Regions from separate parts of the Mus musculus genome. Here all the other regions are linked to region 2. The links are chromatin loops, found by intact Hi-C in ENCODE. Cell type or tissue: gastrocnemius. All regions are shown on one strand.

The links. Hi-C counts contacts between places; a loop is a spot of excess contacts. Peaks named below come from ENCODE experiments on the same cell type or tissue, not always from the same donor. Only the 100,000 strongest peaks of a DNase experiment are listed, where the experiment ranks them.
Region 1: it touches region 2 in a loop (5-fold over the local background); 24 of 42 quality-filtered maps call a loop at or near these places.
Region 3: it touches region 2 in a loop (6-fold over the local background); 5 of 42 quality-filtered maps call a loop at or near these places.

The regions. Positions count from the first base shown.
Region 1 is chr1:121,418,205-121,420,704 of GRCm38, reverse strand. No RefSeq gene overlaps it. Among named protein-coding and RNA genes, the nearest start is that of Ccdc93, 12 kb to the left of the region's middle. In gastrocnemius, a CTCF peak has its summit at 1,421 (motif pointing right); a DNase peak (open chromatin) is centred at 1,406.
Region 2 is chr1:120,585,299-120,587,798 of GRCm38, reverse strand. No RefSeq gene overlaps it. Among named protein-coding and RNA genes, the nearest start is that of Gm41939, 14 kb to the right of the region's middle. In gastrocnemius, no CTCF peak of the experiment used is centred here; a DNase peak (open chromatin) is centred at 1,139.
Region 3 is chr1:121,214,591-121,217,090 of GRCm38, reverse strand. No RefSeq gene overlaps it. Among named protein-coding and RNA genes, the nearest start is that of Gm41940, 31 kb to the left of the region's middle. In gastrocnemius, a CTCF peak has its summit at 1,033 (motif pointing right); a DNase peak (open chromatin) is centred at 1,051.

The DNA.
Region 1 (2,500 bases), 830 kb before region 2:
TACCATAGCATGACCACGAAAACACCAACACACTCAAACACTAAATAAATGTAAAATTTCAAAAGAGACTGGAGAGTTAATGAAGGCTACACATAGTGGGGAAATCACTTCTAGCTGAGGGACAGTGGATGGACAGGCTGGGAAGAGCTTATGAACAGGAGACAAGAAGGGGCCACAAGGGCTGGGGAGCCAATGAAAGGGAGCTTGGATTCTATTGAGGAACTGAGAGAGTCATTAAAGCATTGTTTTGGCTCAGTGGCTAAAGGAAGGCATTTGCTTCCAAGCATGGCAGGCCTAACCTCCAGGACCCGCATGGTGGTAGGAGAGAATTTTCCTGCAAGTTGCCCTCTGACCTCCATAGGCATGCCAAGGCACACACACAAAATAAATAAAATGTAAAAGCTAAAAGATTGGAAAGATTAAGTCTCTTAGTCATGGTCTCTGTGACTGTGAAGAGATACCAGGACAGACAGATGTGGTACTGAAGAAGGAGCTGAGAGTTCTACATCTGGGTCGGTAGATAGCAGGAAGAGAGAGAGGCACTGGGCGGTCTTCACTTGGGCATTTGAATCTCCAGAGCCCACCCCCAAAGACATACTTCCTCCTACAAGGCCACACCACTTAATGCCATTCCTTAAGCATTCAAATCTGAGTCTATGGGGGCCATTCTTAGTCAAAAACTGCAGTCTCCTTTGTTAAACTTCAGAGAATAAAAGAGAAGAAAATCGAAAACACAGGGCCTGGGATGGTTAATCTTAATGGTCAACTTGTCAGGATTTAGACTCACCTCTGTGATACCCCTCTGAACACATCTGTAAAGGTGTTTCCCAAAAGGTTGAGCAGAGGAGGAAAGACTCACCTTGAGTGTCGGTGGCACATTCCCTGGACTGCAGTCCTGGACGGAATCAGACCAGCATTCATCCCGGGTCTCTGCTTCGTGATTGCAGACGCCACGTGACCACTTGCCCCACGTGACCTGCCGCCATGGCTTCCCCACCTGAAACTGAGAGCCAGAATAAACCATTCTCTGTCTAAGTTGCCGCTTCTTCTTCTTCTTCTTCTTCTTCTTCTTCTTCTTCTTCTTCTTCTTCTTCTTCTTCTTCTTCTTCTTCTTCTTCTTCTTCTTCTTCTTCTTCTTCTTCTCCCTTTCTTTCTTTTCTTTCTTTCTTTCTTTCTTTCTTTCTTTCTTTCTTTCTTTGTCAAAGAAACAGGAAAAGTGTAACTAATACAAAGCCTCAACACTTACAGATTTCCCTCAAACACAAGGTGCCTTCCTCCTGTGAATTCATCAGCTTTTTTTTTCAAGGAAGGACAAGAGTCTTCTCCTCGGATTTAGAGTATACACAGAAGGCTGGGGCAGGGAGGATGGAAAAGCAACGAAAGGTGGCCCCATTAGCATAATGTGCCTATCAGAGTGGCCACCAGGTGGCAGATGGATAAGTCAGTCCTCGGGGCCTGGGATGGTAATCTTCCATCAAAGAAATCCTTCGAAGTTGAAAAACAGATTTAACTTCTGAATATAATTTCATGTCAGTGGAATTTCTCCAATATTTAAGTGGAATTTTATAGCTATCCTAGCATTGATTTCCTATCTCAAATATTATCTAGGACAGATTGGTCTTTTCTTGAGATTGAAAGCCTTGCTGCAAAACCAACAATTAAAAAACAAAACAAAACAAAACAAAAACCAAATTGGTAATAAAACAAAACCAAAATCAAATAAGCAAAAAGCTAGGCAGTTGCGTGGACTGGTCCTTTAAAATAAGATTTACTGTCGTTTGAATCTAGAATGTTCCCACACCGGCCCACACATTAAAGGTCTGATCCCCACTGTGATGCTGTCACAGAGTGGTGTGAACTGTTAGGAAGTGGTGCCTAGTTCCACATGTGGTGGCCCAAGCCTTTGACCCCAGCACTGAGGAGGCACAGGCAGGTGGATCTCTATGAGCTCAAGGCCATTCTGGTCTCCATAAAGAGTTCCAAGCCAGGCAAGGCTACATGGTAAGACCTTCTCGTAAAAACAAAACAACAACAACCAAAGTGCACTGTAGATGGAAGGTTTTAGGTCACTGGAGGCGATCCCATAAAGGATCATGGGACACTGGTCTCTACATCTTTTGTGTTTTGACTATGAGATAAGTGGCATTCTCCGTTATGATCTTGCCGTGGTGTGCTGCTCCTAGACCCAGAAGCAGTGGAGCTAGCCTACTGCATGCCCTGGAACCCTTCAAGCTATCAAGCTCTCAGGTTATGGATGCAGATAGTTGCAAGAATGCTGGTCTAGCAAATAAGGAACCCTGTATGCCATTTCCAGCACTGAATGAAACTAGGTGTCCTGGTGCATGCAGGGACCAGAGGAAGGAGGAGCAGAAGCTCAAGGTCGTCCTTAGCTACAACAAAGAGAAGGGGAGGGCAGGGTAAGGAAATTGATACAGGTGAGCAGAGGAGGTAGTTTATCTTCGGATCCCTGTGCTCGCTAGACTGATACAAGTTGATGCCT
Region 2 (2,500 bases):
TTTCAGTGTGCCACCCACCCCCACCGCCGGGTTCTCCAGCTCTCAGTATAATACCAGCCGTTAAAAATGATTTCTTCTTGAATGTAGGCATTTCCACACTGTAAGCTCCTTGGCATTGGGGTGGGGCCTGGAAGCCAAAAGCATTCCGTCAGGTAATAGCGCGTTATTACGACTTCCTGGCGGAGGCGCGGGGGGGGGGGGGGGGGGGGGAAGGGCTTTAGAGGAAACTGAGTTAGCAGTCCATGCAAATCAACAAGCTGCAGACCGGGGAGACAGAGAAGATGGTAACATGTTTGCCTTGCAGGCACAAGGACCCAAGTTCCATCCTCTAGAACCCATGCAGTAAAAATGCCAGTCATGGTGGTGTGTGCTTATGATCCTCTCATGGGGCAGAGACGGCCTGATATCTGAGACTCGATGGCCAGCCCGCCTGGCAAGTTCCAGGCCAATGATAGACTGAAGAAAAACAGTGGACAGTGACTAAGAACAATAGTTGAAGCTGTCTTCTGGCCTGCACACACACACACACACACACACACACACACACACAAACACACACATACACGCACATAGAATACTTCAATGTTTTGTATATGATCACACACTAACAGAATCATATTGCATATTCAGAGTTAAATACAAGGCATTATGCAAATTAGCTCCATGTTTATTTTTATTTTCCTGAATGTGGTTGCTAGAGCCTTTACATTACATATTGAACTACCAATCCTACTATTTTTGGACACAGGGTTTTATGTAGCCCAGTTGAGCTGCCCTCAAACTTATTATGTAATAGAGGTTGACTTTGAACTTCAGATCCTTTCACTCTCCCTCCAAAGTGCTAGGCTTAAAGGCACGCACCTCCACCTCTGCTTTTGTATCCTGCTGGTAGCAGAACACAGAACTTCATGCACATTAGAGCAGTCCCCTCTTTATAGGAGCCATAGTTCTCAGTCCCTAGGTCAACCTGGATGTTTCTGCAGCTATCTGAAAGATTTACCACTAGTTTCCTTCTCTTGATAGGAATGCACATGGGCAGCTTAGAATTACAGTCACATTTTCTCCCTAATAGGAGAGTTCAGAGGAAACTGGGAACCCTAGTGGACTGACTTCCAAATAATGGTTTCTGGCGCCATCGTGTGTCCACTTTGTGATACTGCACCAATCGTTAGGCACTTGCAGGTGGTCGGGTTCTTGCAATTGTCACTATAATACATTCACTCACCCCTCGGTTCCCTTCACTTCCTTTCATCACCGCCATATTTACAACATGGAACCTGGCACACAGAAGCTGTGTGTGTGTGTATGTTTGTGTGTTCTTGCGTCTAATTCCGAATTTATTTATTTCTGAAGATGTGACATTATTCACAAATACAATCTTCATTATCATTTACTGAGGTCAGTTCCTTACATGTATTTGTTTGTTTGTTGAGGCAGGGTATCTCTGCATGGCCCTGGCTGTTCCGGAATTCACTCTGTAGACCAGGTTGGCCTTGAACTCATAGAGATTCTCCTGCCTTAACCTCCCAAGTGCTGGGATTAAAGGTGTATGCCACATGACAAGTCTTTGCATATATTTTATAGTTTGTCCTCCACAACAATCCCACAAATTATGCACTACTGTGCTTATTTGATAATACAAAATATGTCAATTATATATCCAGCTACAACTACAAGTGAGTAAATTTAGGGACATAACAATGCCAGTGTGTGGCCTGAGAGGCACTCAGCTGTTATGAGCACATTTGTGACCAAGAACCAGAGTCTAGATAGTTCAGTCACATAGTATAGAACCAGAGACTACAGAGAGGGGAAGGAGAGGGAGAGAGGGGGAGGGGGAGGGGGATAGGGGAGGGAGAGGGAGAAGGAGAGGGAGAGGGAGAGGGAGAGGGAGAGGGAGAGGGAGAGGGAGAGGGAGAGGGAGATTCCTAAGAGAGAGATTTGGCCATCAGGTGTCCTCCTTCAGCAGACGGATACAGAGACTCCCAGCCAGATATTACACAGGGAGACTTTGGAACACACAGCTCTAAGTGGGATGTCTTCATCAAGTCTCTCCCTACAGAGCTCAGGGAACTCCTCAGAAAAGGAAGCAGAAGAAGTGGGGGAGCCAGGGGGATGGAGGACACCAGGAGGCCAAGTCCTTCTAAAAACATCTGAGTGAAACTCATGTGACCTTATAGGGACTGAAGCAGCAAGCACAGGGCTATACCAGTCTGTACCAGGTCCCCTGCATACATACTGCAGCTTTCAGTTTATGGGCCACCTGCACGTGTAAATGGGTGTGTCTCTGATTCTTGTGCCTTCTCCTGTGCATTTTTGTTTTTCTGTTGGCTTGTCATATCCAACTTCAATATGATGTTTTCCATTTTATCTGATATTTTATTCTGCTGTTTGGTATCTTCTAGAAGCCCGTTCTTTTCTAATGAGAGACAGATACGGATTAGATCTGGATGGGAGGGGAGGTGGGGAGGAATTTGGGGGAGTAAAGAGTGGGGGAAAA
Region 3 (2,500 bases), 630 kb before region 2:
GACAGAAGAAAGTGAGATATCCCAAGAGAGGTAAAATTCACACAATGCATTGCTGTAACTGTTCTATTTTGAGGATGACTATCATTAGTCTCTTGCTGTGCCTAAGTGAGAAATTACCATTATCAAAGGTATGTGCATATAGAAGGGGTTATTGTAGGTACCAAGCTCAGTACTATTTGTGGTTTCAGAAATCCACTGGGAGTCTTAAGAGTATGTTCCCATGGATACAGGGATACAGCAGCAGTTCAGTATAGTGATGGAGTAGATATAAAGTTAAACAGAAAGACAGGGTGAGCCCTTTGTCTACTACCAGGCCTAGAAGTATGGATAGAAAACCCAAAGTCTTAAGTGGAGACGAGATGTGTGTTGTTACATTATAGGGAGATGGAAGGTGGGCATTGGGATCTGGGAGTCCTGCTGAAAGAAGGAGAGAAGAATCTCTTTCCTGAAATGTGGTCCAGGGTTTGGCATGACCACCATGGTCTAGAAGCTTGTTAGAAATGAAGACTTATGGGGCCGGTGAGGCAGCTCAGCTGGTAAAGTGCTTGCTGTGCAAATAAGAGGAGAATCAGCTTTATGTCAGGATGAGCCCCCTGATAAGGATATCTAATCCCAAGTGATCAGCACTAAACATATGTGTGTGTGTGTGAGTGTGTGTACATGAGTGTTTGTATGCATGTGTGTATGTGTGTGTGTGTGTGTGTGTGTGTGTGTGTGAGAGAGAGAGAGAGAGAGAGAGAGAGAGAGAGAGAGAGAGAGAGAGAGAGAGAGAGAGAGGAGAGAAGTCTAGTTTGCAACTTTGAATGGGAGTAGGATGATGCAGGAGAAATTGGAAGGGGAATGCAAGGGATAAAATGATGTAAATAAATTTCTTACTCATGTATGAAATGCTCAAAAAACAAATTAAAATTTGAAAAGGAGGAAGGAGGAGGGGAAAAGGGAATAAAAGGAGAGGAAAAGGGTGAGGGAGAGGAAAGAGTTCCTCTTTCCTAAATTCTTACCTGGGCAGACCTGTCCCTGTAGGCACACGAGTTGGCCAGCAGATGGCACCTCTGTGTGAATGGAAAAAGAAGACTTGGTGGCTCTAGAAAGACTACATTTTAGATTCCCCAAGAGCCTTCAGGGATGCGCCTATTTGCACCAGGCAAACCCACCAGGCTGTACAGAAGAATGGGTTGGTCTGCTTTTGATTTTTGCTAGAAGACCCTTTACTTTTGATCCTGACAAATGACAACTCACCCTCCAGGCTCAGGTATGTGTCTCGACCACAGGGATACTGTTTCTCTTTCCCAGCCCTACTGGGCAGTCTGTTCTCTGAACTTCTGTGTCACTACTGGGCTGAGCACTGCTCATCCAAGGAGTGATTTCACACCAGCACCAGCCTCGCAGTGCTTGTGAAGGCAGGCAGTGGTTGCGGAAAGCAGTGGGTGAAATGGACAGCCAGGCTCAGTGACTTTTCCTAGTACAGTGGTATCCAGGGAGGTGATGGCATTTGACTGTTGTGTAAACAAGAAATACACGGTCACACAGTGTTACTGGCTTACCAAAGGCCTTCTGCTGGGTCTCTGAGAAATTGTTCTTGGTAGGCATCCCAAGACTCTGGCTGAAGCCTCTCCCAGCAAAGAAGCAAAAATTCCAGCACAGTTAATACCTACTTAAGGTTGTTGTCCTTTCTGAGCTCCAAGCCTGCAATTTCATAGGTATCTCACCAGAACCCCCTTTACACTAAAAGGATGTGTCCTGACACTCTTGTGCAACTCCAGTGGCTCCGGGTTTTATCAGATTTCAACCCTGTCCAAGGTACCTCTGGAGCCACCCTATAATCTTAATTATCAAAATAGAGAATCAAGACATCCCTTAGATATCTGCTGAACAATGGGATTCCAGAGGGTTTGAAAATCTCATATGTAATCATATAAAGATTTCTATATGTAGTCACAATGGGATAACGAAGTTCAGCTCTCTTTTAAGAAGCCCCTACCCACATTTGGGTATGTCTCATTCTTTCCTAGCATGTTTCTTCCTTAACTCCTGTGCTTAAACTCTGTGTTAAAATGCCTGGATTAACTGTGACTCTTCTTGGAGACATTTGAACCCATGCTCTCTAATGGGGGCCTTATTCCTTCCCTGGGTGCCTTTCTTTCCATTTTTAATAAACATTAGCATTACTCTAGACTGGCTTCATCCTGAAATTATTTTATGCATGGAAGCTACTATCCCGTTTTACCCAGGTGGAGGTACCTGAAAGATTGAGGGGCTTCATCAGGCTGCCAGGGGTGACAGCATGGGATCGTGCCTTCATGTCTGCCACCTTACTTCGTCTTCATCTATGCTGACCCTCCACATCCCACCTTCACAGGCACTACACTAAGTCAGGACTAGTCCAAACATGATTGAACTGTGATCGCATGTGCAGGGCCTAAGTCTAGAGACTGTCAGAGCATCTGTTCAGAGTGCAGACTTAGTTTTGCTAAGTCACATTCACTGGGTGGCTGTGGCC